Linked DNA regions of Mus musculus: region 1 is linked to region 2. A link is a loop called in an ENCODE intact Hi-C map of the cell type or tissue named here. Cell type or tissue: gastrocnemius. All regions are shown on one strand. Links, peaks and the distances in the headings refer to the core of each region. The heading gives the core; the rest is flanking DNA.

Region 1 (7,801 bases), core at 1,481-6,480, 160 kb before region 2:
TGTGATTGCTGGGAATTGAACTCAGGACCTCTGGAAGAGCAGTCAGTGCTCTTAACCACTGAGCCATCTCTCCAGCCCTCAAAATATTTTAAAACTACAAAGAGACAAAGTGTCAGTGAACATAGAATGCAGATTTACAGATTTGAAGCCTGTACTCTCACTCGGCACCAACAGCCTATCTATCTGTATCTAGCAGTACAAATACGGATATCATCATCTGTGTCTCCACAGCCAGCCATTCTCATCTGTACTTCAGCCTCCACTCCCCCAGTGCTGGGATTACAGGCTTACCTGGTGTTGAGCACTGAGCCAGGGCCTCAAGAGTGCCAGGCTAGCACACTGAACTGTATTTCTAGTTGCTAAGAGCCAAACTACTTCATAATACTACCCATAATTTTTTTGAGTTTAATTTTCTATGTATCAACGTTTGCCTGAATGTATGTGTGCCATGTGTGTGCCTGGTTCCTGTGGGGGTCAGAAAAGGACAGCAGATTCATTGGAAGTAGAGTTAGGATGTGTGCACTATCATGTGGGTGCTGAGGACAAAACCTGCATCCTCTGACTGAGCAACAAGTGCTCTAAACAACTGAGCCACCTCTCCGGTCCCCTCTCACTCTACTCTCTCTCTCTATCTTTACCTCCTTCTCTGAAACATATAGACCAAGCTGGGCTTGAACTCACAGATATCTGCTTGCCTCTGCCTCCTGAGAGCAGGAGTGTGCACTACCAAGCCCCAGCCTGTAAGATATTTTAAGAGTGAAAAATGCTATTGTCATAGTTTTCCTTTTTATACTTTCTCCTGATGTCATGTACAGACATACGGGGTCTTGCCCATATCTGAGACAGAATCACCCTATGCACCTTATGCAGGCTACAAATGCAGAATCTTCCATCTCAGGCTCGGCAGGAGCGCCTCACCCAGTCAAGTGTACTGTTGTCAAACCACGTGAATGTCAGTAGATCTTTTTGGTTGTTATTGTTTTGTGTTTTTGAGACAGGGTCTCAAGTGCTGAAATTACTGGCATACCCTGGGCTAAGCAGGTTTTTTTAATTAGCTGGGAACCTTGGAAAGAACAGACTCAGTTTACCCACTCATTCTGAATTGGCAGGTACAGGTTAATGACATTTTTACATGTACTTTCTCTAAGGAACACAAGGTGATTACTCTTTGTCCATCACCCCTGGGCCATACTGAGGCAGGCAATGAGGAACCAGTGAGTCTAACCTTTCCAGGAAACTTAACTACTTATTCCTAAGGGGGCACAAAATGGATGGGACAGAGCCCCAAGTCCAAACTTTCAACTGATGCTTTGCCCTGCAAACTAGTGTACTTCAACTATAGCTACAATTACACTTTCTAGATAGTTTGTGGATTGGTTTTTAACAGAGTATGCATTACCAGACACGGGACGCATTCCTGAAATCCAGCACTTGAGAGGTGAAGGCAGGACCAGCCACTCTCGGCAAATAGCAAGTTCAAAGCCAGTCTAAGTTTCATGAAATCCTCTCAACACATAAAACTACAGATGGAAAAACAAGAGGATGGAGAAGAAGCAAATGTCCAAAGAACAGTACTGAACAGAAGAGAGTACGGTAACAAGGATAACAGAGATGACCACCTGTGGCTAGTTTCCTTATCAGGACCCCTAGAGCCTAGTGACAGTCTCCTCTCATCACAGAGCCTGGTCACCAAGCTAGTTTGGATCCTAAAAGACCCAAAAGGTCAAAAATTACAACAAAATTTGTTGGAGAACAGAGCAATCACCTTCTTACCTTTTTTAGTCAGCTGAAATCTGAAAGAAAAACAGTCTTCAATGGGGAAGAAGTTCCTGGGATCGGCAGAAGAAGGAATGGAACTGGGAAGAGGTTGGGGTCAGATCGTAGGTTAAGTCTAACACAGGTACAGTGGGACTCTAAAACCAACTGGCCACGTGGCGCTTCATCTTGCCTGTCTAACACTTAGACACTTAGAAGGCTGTCTCTGTCTAACACTTAGAAGCACCTACCATGTACAACAACACACATTTGCCCTCATCACCTTATGGCAAAAAGAAAGCAAGGAAGACCAAAACTTGGAAGGCAGGGAAATAAGAAATCAGAAAAGAGTCCATGGGTAGGCAGAGGGAAGAAAACTAAGAGAAGTGGGTGTGGGTCAGAGGTGAGATTCCGAGAAGGCCTGGGTTAGATCCCCAGCACCTTATAAAACAGGGTGTGGTCCAGGCCTGCAATCTCAGGACTGCAAATAGAGGGAAACTCAAGGTCATTTCCTTAGGCAGTGAGTTCAAGGACAGTTTTGGCTAAAAGCCCATCTCAAAAACAACAAACAGAGATTACTACTAAAACCAATGACCTGAGTTGGACCATGGAACCCACATGGTAGAAGAGAACCAACTCAAGTCACGCTCTGACCTGCACATGTGCACTGTAGCACACACACAAAATAAATACATACGTATAATTAAATTTTTAAAAAGTAAGGAGCAAATATGACAGGAATGTCAGAAAATGACCATGTCACAGACTTCCTGGGAAGAGCTTACAAGATGTATTCCAGGATCACCAACCACCCCAAATCCATTCTAGACCTGCCACATTAACAATCAGGTGAAAATGACCAAGACATCCATAAAGCACAGAGGAGCAGATAATGCAGCCTGGTTAGAACCCAGGTCTGTTGCAGGAACTAGAGGCCATCTCATCACACCAAGAAGGTGAAGCGCAAAGACAAGAGAAGTGACTTGCCCAAGGTCACAGAGGGACATCGGTCTCCCAGCCCCCATTCCAGAGCATCCTGCTCTGCTCTAACCTCTCTCATAGCCATCGCCCCTGGGCCACCCTCACCCAGACAGGCATGGAGAGCTACGCTACATTTGTAGGTTCAGAAAAAAAGGCCAAAGATCAGTTGAATGAAAGGGTCACCCTGAGAACTGACAAAGAAGGAAGAGAGACCCAAAGAGGAATTCAAGGAGATAAAGTAGTTTAAAGAGTCAACCATTTATAAGACAATAAGAGTGGTAGAGGCCGACAGAAATTGCCCGCGGTGATGTAACTTGGTTGTTTTTTTTTTATTTTGTTTTTGGTTCTGGAGCTCAAACCCAGGGCCTATTGTATGCATGCTAGGAAATAACACTGCTACTGAGCTACCCCCAGCCCAAGACAATATAGTTTGAACAACAACATTTTCATCTTCGCACCATACCCAGGTAGAGGCTTGCAGGAATGACCTGCAAGCAACAGGGTTACTTGTTCCAATAGACTTCTGGAGGAGAAGGGATGCCTCCTTAGGAAACCCTACTTGGGGCAACACCAGAAACATCTCCCGGAGACCCACCAAGGACAAAGCTACAGGCTGAGAGAGGCCCAATCTACATACTGAATCCCCACCTATTGGACTTCCCACTGTCTCACTACCATGGCAACAAAATGGATAAAAAAAAAAAGTGCCCCCCAAGAGACCATCCCAGGGGTCCATCTGGCAGCCACTATTACCACCTTAGTTGCCAGAGCAACTCCAACCTTTCAGGAAAGGGAGCTTTAGGGTAACCTACCCCAGGCACAAAGAGATCTCTGAGATCAAGGCAGTAAGGAAGTCCTCCTATGGGACAGCCAATGCTCTGGGGGTGAGGGTGGAGGTCACAATTCCTTGGAATGCCTATATGATTGCCCAATCTTCTCTTCTTTCCCATCCTCCCAACCTTCCCAATTCTCCCTTCAGTATCCCTGCCTTTCTTATTCGTGTTAGGAGGACTCACACTACCAAGACTCAGTGCCCCCCCTTCACGAAGTAACTAGGTCTGGGATTAGGAAAACGGGGTCAGAGGTGACCAGGATTGGGGGAAAGAAAACTGAGTCACAAAAGATATGGCCTTCCCATTTCCACCCCAAAAAACGTCGGTCTTCTCAAAGCTGGGCCTCTCCCGGTTCATCTCCATTCCCCCCAGGTTCAATCCCCCGTCTCGGCAGCTACAACCCTCATTTTACCACCTACCACACCCCTTTCCCTGTTCCCAAGACCCGCAACCTGGAAACCCGGTGCTGGGCCTGTGGGGTTACTGGAGCCTTCACGCCCCACCTCGCTGCCATCTCTCCGATCCGTCCTGCCTTCTCCGCGAACCACCCGCACAGCATCCCCCGGTTTACCTCCGCCAAGTCTCCACCTCGGCGTTCCTCCCCTTTAGGCTCTGGTCCTGGCGACGCTCGGCCCCGTCAGCCCTCCTCCCAAAACCCTCCTCCCCCCACCTCCCGAGCTCGCGACTCCCAGGCCCGCGTCCCTCCTCCGGGCGGCCCCACCCCCTGAGTCCCCAGCCTCGGGCCCGGTCGTGCCCGCAATGAGGGAACGCGACCGGGAAAATAACAAATGGAGGCGGCGGCGGGAGGGGGGACCGGGAGGGGTGGGGGCGGGGAGCCGCGGGCCGGAACGGGGCGGCCCGGGCCGGCGGCAGCGGACCTTACCTGCGAGCAGCTCGGGACGGCTGGCTGGCTGCGAGTGCGGTCGGGCTCCGGCGCCTCCCGGGGACGGCGGCGGCCACTCCCCGCCCCTCCTTACAGCGCGGCTTCAGTCGCTGCCGCGGCGGCGGCGGCGGCGGCCCCGGCCCCCCCGGAGGGCGGCCCCCATGCCCGGCTCCCCGCGCAGCCCCGATCGGCTTCTCGCGCTCCTCGCCCGCCCTCCCGCCCGGAACGCGCCGCCCGCGCCCGCCCCCGCCGCACCGCCCGCCTCCGCCCGCACTCGCGGTCCCGGCGAGGCCCGCGACCCCCGACCCTCCCGCCGCTGGTGCCGCGCGCCCCTAGCCCGCCCCGAGGCCTGCCACCCCGAAACGCGTCCTGGCCCGAGGCCCCGGTCGGGCGCGGGGCTGCGGGCGGACGGACAGGCTGGGCGGCGCGTCCGGCGACTCGCACAGGAAAGCGGACGGCGGAGGGAGGGCGCTCGGGAGAGGGGGATGGGAGCAGGGAGGAAGAGGGAGAAGGAGGGAGCGCGGAGGAACGGAGGAGAGAGAGGGGCCCGGAGGAGACGCGAGGGAGGGAGCGCGCGGCAGTCGGGGGGCGGAGGATCGGGGAAGGGGAGGCGCCGGGCGAGTTGGCCGAAGCCGGCCGGGGCGCAGAGAGAGAGGGCCTCGCTGCGCAGAGCGTGGGGAGCTCGCGGGCCCCGCGCGGGAGAGGGCTGGGTGGGAGGGGCTGTGGACTGCGAAGGCAGACCTGGGGAGGCTGGAGAAGTTTGGGGACAAGAGGGGCTGTGGCAGGGGTGAAGTAGGTGGAGTTTGGGGAATTATGAAGTAGAGATTTGGATAATGGGACTGTATTGGAAAGATGGAGAGGAAGGGCCAGAAGTAGAGGCTGGAGGGGTTTAGGAGCTATTTTGGAGAGCCTACGATGGAAGTTTGTGGACCTGGGCGGGAAAGGATGAAGACGTACTAGGAGAATGGTGTTTCTGGAAGAGATAAGCGTTTAAGGCAGTGATTGGTGTTGAGAAGAATGCAAACCACAAGAATTTGGGAATGATGAAGGAAAGCTGGAGGCAAGTCCGGAGATCCCTCTGTGGGAGAGAAGGCATGAGAAGTCTCAGAAGAGGGGTGGAGGGCAGAGGATGCCTATTCTAGAGGGAGACTGGGGTGGGCTGGGTTGGTAAACATGAATGTGGGGACTTCCAATCGAACTAAGAACTATTTCCTTTGGCAAATAAAGTGGAGGAGAATGAATTAGAGAGGTCTGGAAGGAAACACAAGATAAATAGGGCTTTTGTGGCAACGTGGTGGGAGGGCCAGTGATGGGAAAAGAGAGGAGCTAGAGACGGAGGGAGAACCCTGGAGGAGTGACAGACTGGGGTCCAGGCCCTAGTGTGGAAGAGGTAACTAAGAGGTGGCACTTCACTTTTGGGCCCTTCATTTTCTCGAGGTTCCTGAACTAGACCTTCTCAAGTCTGAAGTCATTACTAGTAGCATCTTTGGTCATGGTCACAGAAGGGATGAAGTGGGGGATTAGGTGGAAAGGACCTACATACATTTTAGGGTGCCCAGGTTCCCCATAACAATTGTAATATGGAAGTAGTCCCCAGCACAGACTACAGCATGCTCCTCCCAACTCTTCTCCAGTCAGCGTGCCAGCCATGCCCAACCTACAGCCATGAAGTCAGCACCCCCATCACTCCAGTGGTGCCTTCTTCTGGGCTCCTTCTCTGGCCCCAAACCAGCAGCAACATCTCTCAGGACAAAGGACACTAGAGACAGGGTGATTTTTGGCAGCTGAAATTGGGAAGGCTAGAGAAAGGGAGGGAGGCAGGCTGGGAGCCCGGAAGAGCTGGAGCTGGAGTCTGGATTGGGAGCCCTTAGTAGTTCACCAGATTTGGAGGTGGGGGTAGAGAGCTTGTAGGGGGCCAGCCTAGCTCAGACCTAGTGGGTGGAGTGGGGGACACTGAGTGGGCAAACTGCCTTTGTGGAAGGGAGGAGAACGGCTAGCCTAGTAGCCACCCAGTAGGTCTTACACCACCATTCCTTAGGCCAGATTCAGCCAAGCTCTTGAACTTACCCAAAAGCTCTACACAGATTCCAAAGCACTAGGGAGACCAAGCAAGAATGCTTGGCTCCTCTAGGAACAAATATCCCATCACCCCACTGTGAAGTCCCTTGCCTCTGCAGGGCCTCACTTTACCCCCATACCCATTTGCTTGTCCCCTTCCAGGGCCTCCCAGAGACCAGGTCCTCTCCTGTGTACCCTTCACGTCTTTTTCTCTGTGCTCTAAGATAGACCTAGTTCCTTCCCTGTACCAACTAATTTTGCTCTGAGACTCCTCCTCCCTCCCCCCTCTCCCCATAGCATTTCCTCTCTTTCCTTTAGTTTCCCACTAGGCCTGGCCTAGGACCTTTCCAATCCTTTCCAGACTCAACCTCTACCCTTGTTTAGCCGCTAAGGCAACAGCCAAGATGGTAACTTATCTAAGCCTAAAAGAAAAATGTAGGCCTAGGGAAGGACAAGGCATGGAACTAGGAAAAGAAGCCAGCACTACACCTTCCAGTTCCTCTGGTACCCAAGACCAGGCTCACAGCTCAGCTGCTGGGAGCATTAAATATACACCCCACCCCTATCCTTCACCCCAGCTCCCTCTCTGGCCCCAGCCCCCTACAATCACCTGGTCTCCAGGCAATGGCACAAAAGGAAAGTAGAGAGGGGCCTTGGAGGCCCAAGCAGAGCTAGCTGTAACCCAATCCAACCTGGTACCAGAAGGGGGCTGGGAATGTTGTCAGAAAAAGGCACCTAGCTAGGATGGAGGAAAGAAAAGACAAGGGTTAGGAATGGTGGCTACAGCCACAATAGCCCTGACCAAAGCCTAGGAGTTTCTGAGAGAGCAGCCCCAGAGAAGTGTAGCGAGCCCCCGGGGCCATATAGGGGTGCTGGAAGGGGGAAAAAAAACGAGGAGCTTACATAGGAATTCAAGGGCACAGGGAAGGAGAGGGAGCAAGAAGTTCTTTGAACTGAAAATAGCTGGGGGATACAAGAAGATGGGTGGGGAGATGTGGCTCCTGGCTTCACCAGTGCAAGTTTCTGTTAGCCCTAAAGGGAGAAGGAAGTCTGAGGGAGCCTGGGACCAGAACTTGGGAGGATCCGCGGGAGGAGGGCAGAGGGTGCAACCTTGAAATTCTTCCCACCCCAACCTCACCTTGGCGTCTAGTAAGGTGTCCTGCAGAACTTGGGCTCCCCCTAATGGCCACAGCTATTCATGGGCAGATGCTGCCTGCAAGCGTGAGCCCTAGTACCCTAAGGATAGTAATGTTAGGGGGATTGTCCCCCAAGGCGGGCTGGGTGCTTCAAC
Region 2 (7,801 bases), core at 1,557-6,556:
CGCCCTCTACACCCTTTCATGCACTGACCGGACTGCGGGAAAGCAGGAGACGGGTTAAAAACAGAAGCGCGACCGTTTCTTTATTAAATTATACAAAAAGGGGAGGGGGCAGCTTCGGGGCTTGGCCCCAACCCCAGCCCCACCCCGGCCTGGCGCTGTCTGAGAGGAGGGAATCTGAGGGAGACCCAGGGGTCAGGCAGGAGAAAGAAGGGCAGGCTGAGAGGCTCGGGGTGTAGAGGGCAAGGAGAGGCTTCGCAGGGACCGGAACATATGGGATGGTGAGGGAAGGCAGGAAAGAAGAACAAGAATGCTAGGGCAAGTGAGGGCTGGCTGGGGAGCTCAGATGAGGCGGGTCAGGAGCTGGACCGGTGGCAGTGAGGGTGAAGGAGCAGTGTCTGGAGAGATGGAAATGAGAGGCTGGGTCAAAGGACAAGGGTCACAGCTCTGGGGCAGGGCCAGAGCAGGGAGCCAGGAGAAAGGGGGCTGGATTTGTGTGTTCCCGCCCCACCTCCAGGACCTGAGGGGCCTCCCATCCCCAAGCCCACGGGCAGGGGTTCATGCCGACGCCCCGTTTTCTGTCTTCTGCCTCTTGGGGTCTGCTTCATCCTGTGGAGAGGATAAGAGTTGAAGTAGCTGTACAAAGGAGACTTCCCCGTTCCTGCTGGCCCTGCTCTGGCCCCTGCCTATCCATGCTACCCACAAGGACCTGGGTCCAAATCCAAAGGCCACCCAGCCCTTGATATATTCCTGACAGCCCCTCAGGCTCCAACCCAGCTCAAACCTCCTCTTCAGCAGTTCTCTTCCGCACGGGGCCTTCATCCTCCTCCTCTTCTTCCTCATCTGAGGAGCCAGAAACAAGTCACTGGGGAAGGTTGGGAGGCTCTGGGCACGCGCGCGCGTACACCCACACCCACCCCTTTCTATCCCAGTGTCCAGTCTTCAACTGCTCCCTGGCTCTGCTCTTTTGTGTCTCAACTTTGCAGCCCAGCCTTCCCTACCCATCCCTACCTTCTTCATCCCCTTCATCATCATCCTCTCCATCCTCTGCAGTTTCTTCTTCCTCTTCCTCAGCTCCATTCTCCTCCTCCTATGGGGACCAAGACAAGGGGTGATGGATGTCAAGCCAGCTGTGCTGCCACTCACTGGGTGGTAAAGGGGCCTAGGAGTCTCAGGGTAGGGAAGGAATGAGAAGAGGTCGAGAGAATGGCAGGACCCCAGCACCCCCAGAAGGTAGGGGGGCAGGAAGGATGTTTGGGCAAGCGCAGTCATCTTCCCCCTGCTGCCTTCACACCTCCACTACTTCTTTCTTCCGTTCTTTCCGGCCGGCCTTCTCCTCCACCTTGTCCTTCTTTTCTTTCAGGTCCTGCAAGACAGAAGGTCACCTTTCTCTCAGCAAGGATGACAGACAGCCCTCGAGTGCTTCCAACTCTGCAGCTAGGTCAAAGGTAGTAAGTGAAGGTGGCCATAGTTTGAGACACAACTGGAGTCCTCCGGTCCTTAGATATGGGCCATAATTGGCTGATACTAGAGACTTCTGTCCCCTAGGGCCCCCAGGGATGTGGGCAAGTGATGATAAGTGGCCAGAGTCGCTGAGGCTCCCACCCCATCAAGTTCTTCCGAACCTCCCCTGGCTTAAGAGTTGAGCTCCACAAAGCAAATCCCCCATCTGCTGGCAGCCTGGCTGCCCCACCCCCTCACCCTCTCTGCTTGCCCCCGCTCTGCCTTTTGTCTACCTCAGGGGCCTTTGCCTAAGTACTCTCTCTCCTGGGCATCACTCCCAGCTTCTCCGTCAGCTTCTGGGGTCTTTGTTTCCCTGCTGTGTCTCCCTAATCCTCCTGTTCCTACCTGGCCTAACGGCACAGGGATGTGGCGATCACCCTAACGTGTTCCCACATCGGTTTCTATCCCCAATCTAACCAGTCTCGGCGTTCCCTGCGCGCTCCACCTTCCTGCCGCCAAGGAAGGAGGAAGCACAACAAACAAGTGTGCGCCGGGGCGGGCGGGCAGGTGGGAGTTACCTGCCCAGAGTCCCTCCCACCAGGCTGTCTGCCTTCACTCCAAAAGCCCAGCAGGTCCTATTCTATTCTGACAGTGGGTAAGCCCCTCTGGACACACCAGCCTTCCAACCCCATACAGATCCCATGTCTCCTTGGCAGGGGCCACCTTCTCCTCCGCTCTTATCTAACGTTAGTATGCAACTCTGTGTACACGATCCCAAGTGGGCCGGAGTTCTCCTAAGTAGATCACCCCAGAGGTACGTGTCCTTTCTAGAACAAGACTGAGGTAGAAGAGGTGCCAAAATGACTGGCCTGAGGACACTCCACTCCCTTCTCCCTTCAGGAAGAGCACAAAACACTTGGACCCTCTCACACCAGACATGGTTCCTCATTCTGATTTGTCGTTCCTTCTCTGTCACATGGTGGGTTTGGGCACTTGTATTACCAGGTGGGCTTTCTCATACACTCCCGGGCCAGGCAGGAACTAAGTCAGCTTAGCATGAGCCAGGCCCTGGCCTGAGTTTTCTACTGCGGTTGATGGAGGGGTGAGGGGAAGGGAGAGAGAATACCAGAGACCAAAGTCCACAGGGTTGGCCCCTCTCCTCCTGGGTCCTGTCCTGGTCACTGTCCTTCCATGATCTCTTGTCCAGGAGGGTATGTGACCTGCCCCCAGCTGCTAAGCAGCTCTCTGGCCTCTCCAGGGGCACAGAAGCTCACCCAGGCTAACACCAACTCACACATCTGCAGGGGAGCACCCACTCACTCTGTAGACACATGGCCCAATGTTTGGGCATTCTGGCACAGTCTCACAGGAGCACACTGTAGCCACTCACAAAGCAACAACATGCCTCCAGGACATCTCAGTCAGTCTCCGCATGCACACATGTAACTGACACGGGCGGTCCCACACACTCGCTGGATCTCAGACATACAAAGACGCCTACTCGGTGAAGTCACATGCCACCGCACAACCCACCGGAGGGCCACACAGGCACACCTTATCAGATCTCACATGTCCCCTCTTCCCACTGCCTTTCATCCTATCAGCTCCCTCCTTCCACTTGGACCTCGAGAACTATACTGCGCCCCCCCCCCCAAAAAAAAAAGACTGGGCTCCCAGCCCCCAAGCCTGGCCGCATTAATTTCCCTAAGCGGCACTCCGCAGTTTCCCTGGGGAAATTAGAGGAAGGCTGAAAGAGAGACAAGGGCAAAGGGATGAGGCCGGGAAAGGCAGCTGCTGAGAGCAAAGATAGCTTGACGTATGGTCAGGCGATGCTGAGCTCCAGCTTTTTCGAAGGCTCGTTTCTCCGTCTTTCTGATTTTTAGAAATTCAACATGAGGGGAGGCGATAATGGAAAAAAAATGGAAATCGGTAGTAGAGGAAGAACAAATGAAGATGGGCAAAAAATTTTTTTAAAAATTAAAAAGGGGGGGTGGAGAGGAGCAGCCCTTCAGGGACGAGGACAGACGGTCGGGCGGCAAGGGGAGGAGCCGAGGAGTAGCCTCCCGGGAGAGTCCTGTTTACACTTGAGGATCCCAAACCGCTTAGCAGAGGAAAGGTGAGGTCATAGTGGCAAGAGACCTGGGGGCTCGGCTCGGACATGGGGCCCGGGAAGCTAGAGGCGCCGCTCTCCGACGAGAAGGCGGACCGGGCAGAGGCGGGCGCGGCAGGCAGGGCACGAGAGGGGTGGGGATGGCGGGGCCGGGCGCAGGCCGGGCGGTGAGGCCCGAGCCACGGCGCGCTGGGCCGCTAGAGGGCGCCGGTGGTGCCGAGCGGGATAGGCAGCGCCGGGCTCCGAGCGGGGGGAGGGCGCAGCGGGGTCCGCGGGGACCGGGCGCCAGGGCCGCTCGGGGCCGTCGGGGGCGACCGGGCGCGAAGGACCGCGCCGATCCCGGGGCCGCCCGGGTGCCGCGCCGCCGCCGCCCCTGCCCGTACCTTGGCACTCAGCTCGGCCGCTGCCTCCACGCTCTTCTCCGACATGGTGCCGGGGCCGGGGCTGGCAGGGAGCCGGGGTCCCGGGGCCGAGGCGGAGGAGCCCTGGACGGCGGAGGGTGGCCGCGGCCGGAACTTGGCGCGGTGGCGGCGGCGGCAGCGGCAGCGACGGCCGCTCGGCAAGCTGGCTCGCTGCAAGAGGCGGCAGAGGCGCGCGGGGTGGGGCGGGGGTGGGTCCCGAGCAGAGACCCGCAGGGCTGCGGCCGTCCGGAGGGCGGGCGGGCGGGCAGGCGGGAGGACGATGCGGGCGGTGGCCGGCGCGCTCCGGTCGCGGTCGCTCGGTCTTGCTCGCCGCCCCCGCACCAGCAGAGCTGCCGCCGACCAGCCGCTGCCGCCCCCGGGAAGGGAACCCGCTTTTAAGGCGGCGCTGCCCGACGGGAGGGGCTTCCCAGGGGTGGGGCAGGCGAGAGCGGGGAGGAGAGGAGAGGGGAGGGGGATGAAAGAGGAGGTTGGAGAGGTGGGGATAGGAGGATGAAAGCGAAGGGCGGGAGAGCGAGCGGGACAGGAGGAAGGACGAGACCGGGCGGGGGAATGGAGAGACTGACGGTTCGGGAGCGAGCGGAGTGGGGCGAGGAGGTGGGAAGGGGTGGGGTTCCTGCGGGGAGACACCGCTCCAAATGCCAGCCTACTGCCTGCAAGCTGGAGTCTGGCTCCTGGGGGCGGACTGGCCAGACTCCTGCTGACCTCCTCCTTTTAGCCCTGGGATTTTGCTAAAGTGGGGGTGCAGGGAGTGGGGCTGTAGATGTAGAGGCTGGGCAGGTATTTGAGAAACCAAAAGCTGAAAGGAGAGGAAGAAGGCTGCAGAGCCACTTCCATTTCTCGCTCCTGTCCGCCTTCTCTAGGTGGCCTTGAGGAGGAAAGTGAGAGTACAAAGGACAGCCTGGGCCTCTCGGCTGGACTTGACATTTGTGGTCCTTGTCGGGTTCCTTCCAGTCTGTTTCGGGGGATGTGAGGGGCCCTCTGATGTTCTCGTCTGCCTCTTTATTCTTCTCTCCTCTTACCTGTCTCACCTCACTTAATTGCCTGGTTCTTGTGTTTCTCTTCACCTCTTCATTCATATAGACCGAGACCCCTCCCTTACAACCATCTACATCTCTTATGTCTCAATTTACTTTGCTCCAGATAACACTGTTTTCTTACCTGATTATCACCTGGCCCTATAAACTTAGCTAATTTTCAACTCTTTCCGATTGTCCTTGTACATTTTCCCTCTCGTAGCTCTTCTCTGTCTTCCCCCCAGTCTTTCTGAATTCAATTGTCCTTTGCACACACGGGCCCAGATACGGGGTTCCTTGTCCTCAGCGCCTCACCCCTAGGTTCAGAATCTTTAGATAATTTTTTGAGAACCCTAAGATTCAGAAAGAGACGGGCTGGCCTGTCAGTCTGAGGCCCGAACGGTGGATGAAGAAGAAGGCTGGGCTTTGGGAAAAGATTGTCTTTGGGGTGTGTGTGTGTGTGTGTGTGTGTGTGTGTGTGTGTGTGTGTGTGTGATCTGTCATTATTACCCCTCACCTTTTCCTAATCATTTTTATTTCCTTAATAAAAAACATCACCTTTAGCCAGATGACCTATTCAGCACTTGGGAAGCTGAGGCAGGAGGATTGCCATTAGTTTGAGGGCATCCTGAGCAATACATCTTGCCCCTTCCCGACCCCCCCCCCCAATTAGAAAAAAAGGGAAGCCATTGTTGGTCTTCCATCATCATTTAGCATGTGAGCGTGTCAACACACCATCGTTTGATCTCTCATACACATCTCCTGGTTTCTCTGACTCTTAATTCAGTTTCTTCGTCTCATAAATCTTTGCGCCCCACCCTGGTTTTTCCTGGCAGGGTTCGGTCCACCTTTTCTCTGAGATCTCTCCATTTCCCCTTTTCAATGCGCTTCTCAGACTTCAGTGACTGATGTCTATAGCAATCTCTCACCATATTCCATCTCTGTACCCTTTCTTGCTTCATTTATCTCCCCTCCCTCACCCCATAACGCCCCCCCCCCCCCAAGCCTCGCTCCCTTTGGGTTGGTCTCTTTCCTCTCCCTCCCGCCTTCTTTTTTCTCTGCCTTCTCTACTCCACCTCCCAGCCCCGCCTGCTGTCTCGGACACCCTGCTGGGCTCTTACCCTGTTGCCCTGGTAACCGCCCTCAACTCCGGTCACCTCCACTCCCCTCCCCCCTCCAATCACCGCCACCAACAACCTCCATCCACCTTCCTCCTGTTTTTCCCGAGAGCCAATAGAAACCCTGTTGCCAGGTGGAATGCTCATTTGAATCAGCCAATCCAAGATTCTAACTGTTTGCCCTGCCTTATAAGGGGATGTGAAGAGGGCCACTCCCCCCACTCCCGCCCCACAGGGGACGAGCCCCACCACTGTCTTTTCACTCTGGCCTAGGAAGGAGATTGAGACCCTCTCATAAAGGGGGCTTACCCTCTCATAAAGGGCCTATCTTCCCATTTCTTTAGATGGGACCACCAGGGTTGCAGTGAGGTGTGGGACGGACCTTGGGGAGTGGGTTGGACTGTGGGCTGGGCCTCAAGGCTGGGGGTGGGAATGAGGTGTGATTAGGGAAGGGGAGGCGGAGGGAGCCGGGAATTTTGCCCAGGGAGGGGTGTCTGGGAGCGGAGGCAGCTGCAGTGGAAAATTCCAGGGAGATGGCGAGGCAGAGAATGGGAATCCTGCCCCAAGGCCCAAGGGAGTGCATAGAAATCTAAGAACTTGGACATTAGGGTCTTCAGGGACTGCTGGGGGTCATTCTACAGGCCTGGAAGGCCGATTCTAAATCCCTTCCTATGAATAACGGAGGAACCACCCATTATCCTTTCTATCTGGTTAGAGCACAGACCAGAGTCTCCTAAAGTTCTGCTTTTTCAGGAAGCAGCTGGGAGACTTGAGGTGAATTTGAAGGAAATGGGATGTTGAGCAGAGAACCCACCAGAGTGGCCCTTTAAGGTCTGTCTTTGTACCTCGGGTCACTGGTGTCAAATGCCAACGTTTGCTTCTTTTGCTTCGCTCCATAGAAGTACTCTTGAGGTTTTGTGGAGGCCTGCCTATTCCTAGAATTCTATTACTCTACCATGCAGTTGAGACATTTCCCACGAGTTGAGTGGGGAAAAAAAAAAAAAAAAAACAACCTGTGCTTACACATCTTCTGAAAGTGGGAAAAAGAAGAGACCAAGGTGAGAAGAACAAGAAAGGCCGGAGCCCCCTGGAAGCTATGACATCTGGCTGAGTTCCTAGAAGTTGCTCTTGCTCTCAAGTGTGGAAGGTGTTCCCTTCTAATTGCTTCAGACTCCTTCTTAGTGAGGTCTCCAGTTCCGTAGTCAGTGTGCCTGTGTTCTTCCGATCAGTGCTGAGGAGAGCCTGTGTCACTCAAGGCAGTGGAGCACACAAGTCCAGAGAGCTGGGCCATCTCCCTTAGCCTTTATTAAATCTTTTGTTCACTCCCAGTGACCACAGTTTTTTTATATCCCAATTTTTCCTTCATCTTAGGAAAACAAAACAAAAAAACCTCCAAGTCAGGAGACGAACACTTAGAAATTAACCAAGCCCTTATATCTAGTGTGTTGGTGCCCTCCAGCAGAAGGCAGACCTCAAGAGTGAGCATGGTTTTTTCCCTTCTCCCATGTGAGCCCTGGGAATCAAACTCAGATCAGCAGGCCTGGTGGCAAGCACTTCTCTCTGCCCCCCCCCCTCCTTTTTTTGGAAGGAAAGCTTTATTTTGGTGACCATCCCCTGTGATACAGTAATGCAGGCTATCCTGGTGATGAAGACAGTTGTGGTAAACAGAGCCAGAAGCAGTGGTTTTCATTAAATTCA

The links. Peaks named below come from ENCODE experiments on the same cell type or tissue, not always from the same donor. Only the 100,000 strongest peaks of a DNase experiment are listed, where the experiment ranks them.
Region 1: a loop joins it to region 2, with 2.7 times the contacts of the local background. A loop is called at or near these places in 1 of 42 quality-filtered maps.

Annotation. Positions count from the first base shown.
Region 1 is chr6:124,751,844-124,759,644 of GRCm38, forward strand. It overlaps Atn1 (atrophin 1), which reads right to left and starts at 4,644. Exons shown (of 10, transcript NM_007881.4): 1 at 4,453-4,644. In gastrocnemius, for the core only: no CTCF peak of the experiment used is centred there; DNase peaks (open chromatin) are centred at 4,229, 4,527, 4,961 and 6,210; H3K4me3 peaks cover 3,619 bases; H3K27ac peaks cover 3,166 bases.
Region 2 is chr6:124,913,627-124,921,427 of GRCm38, forward strand. It overlaps Ptms (parathymosin), which reads right to left and starts at 4,320. Exons shown (of 5, transcript NM_026988.2): 1 at 3,934-4,320; 2 at 1,292-1,363; 3 at 1,009-1,087; 4 at 782-840; 5 at 49-606. The coding sequence starts at 3,978. The coding sequence ends at 556. A230083G16Rik (RIKEN cDNA A230083G16 gene) reads left to right here and starts at 3,237. Exons shown (of 2, transcript NR_152158.1): 1 at 3,237-3,556. Gm38896 (a long non-coding RNA gene) reads left to right here and starts at 5,964. Exons shown (of 2, transcript XR_869424.3): 1 at 5,964-6,472; 2 at 7,003-7,112. In gastrocnemius, for the core only: a CTCF peak has its summit at 3,740 (motif pointing right); DNase peaks (open chromatin) are centred at 1,667, 2,012, 2,498, 3,008 and 5 more places; H3K4me3 peaks cover 4,799 bases; H3K27ac peaks cover 4,744 bases.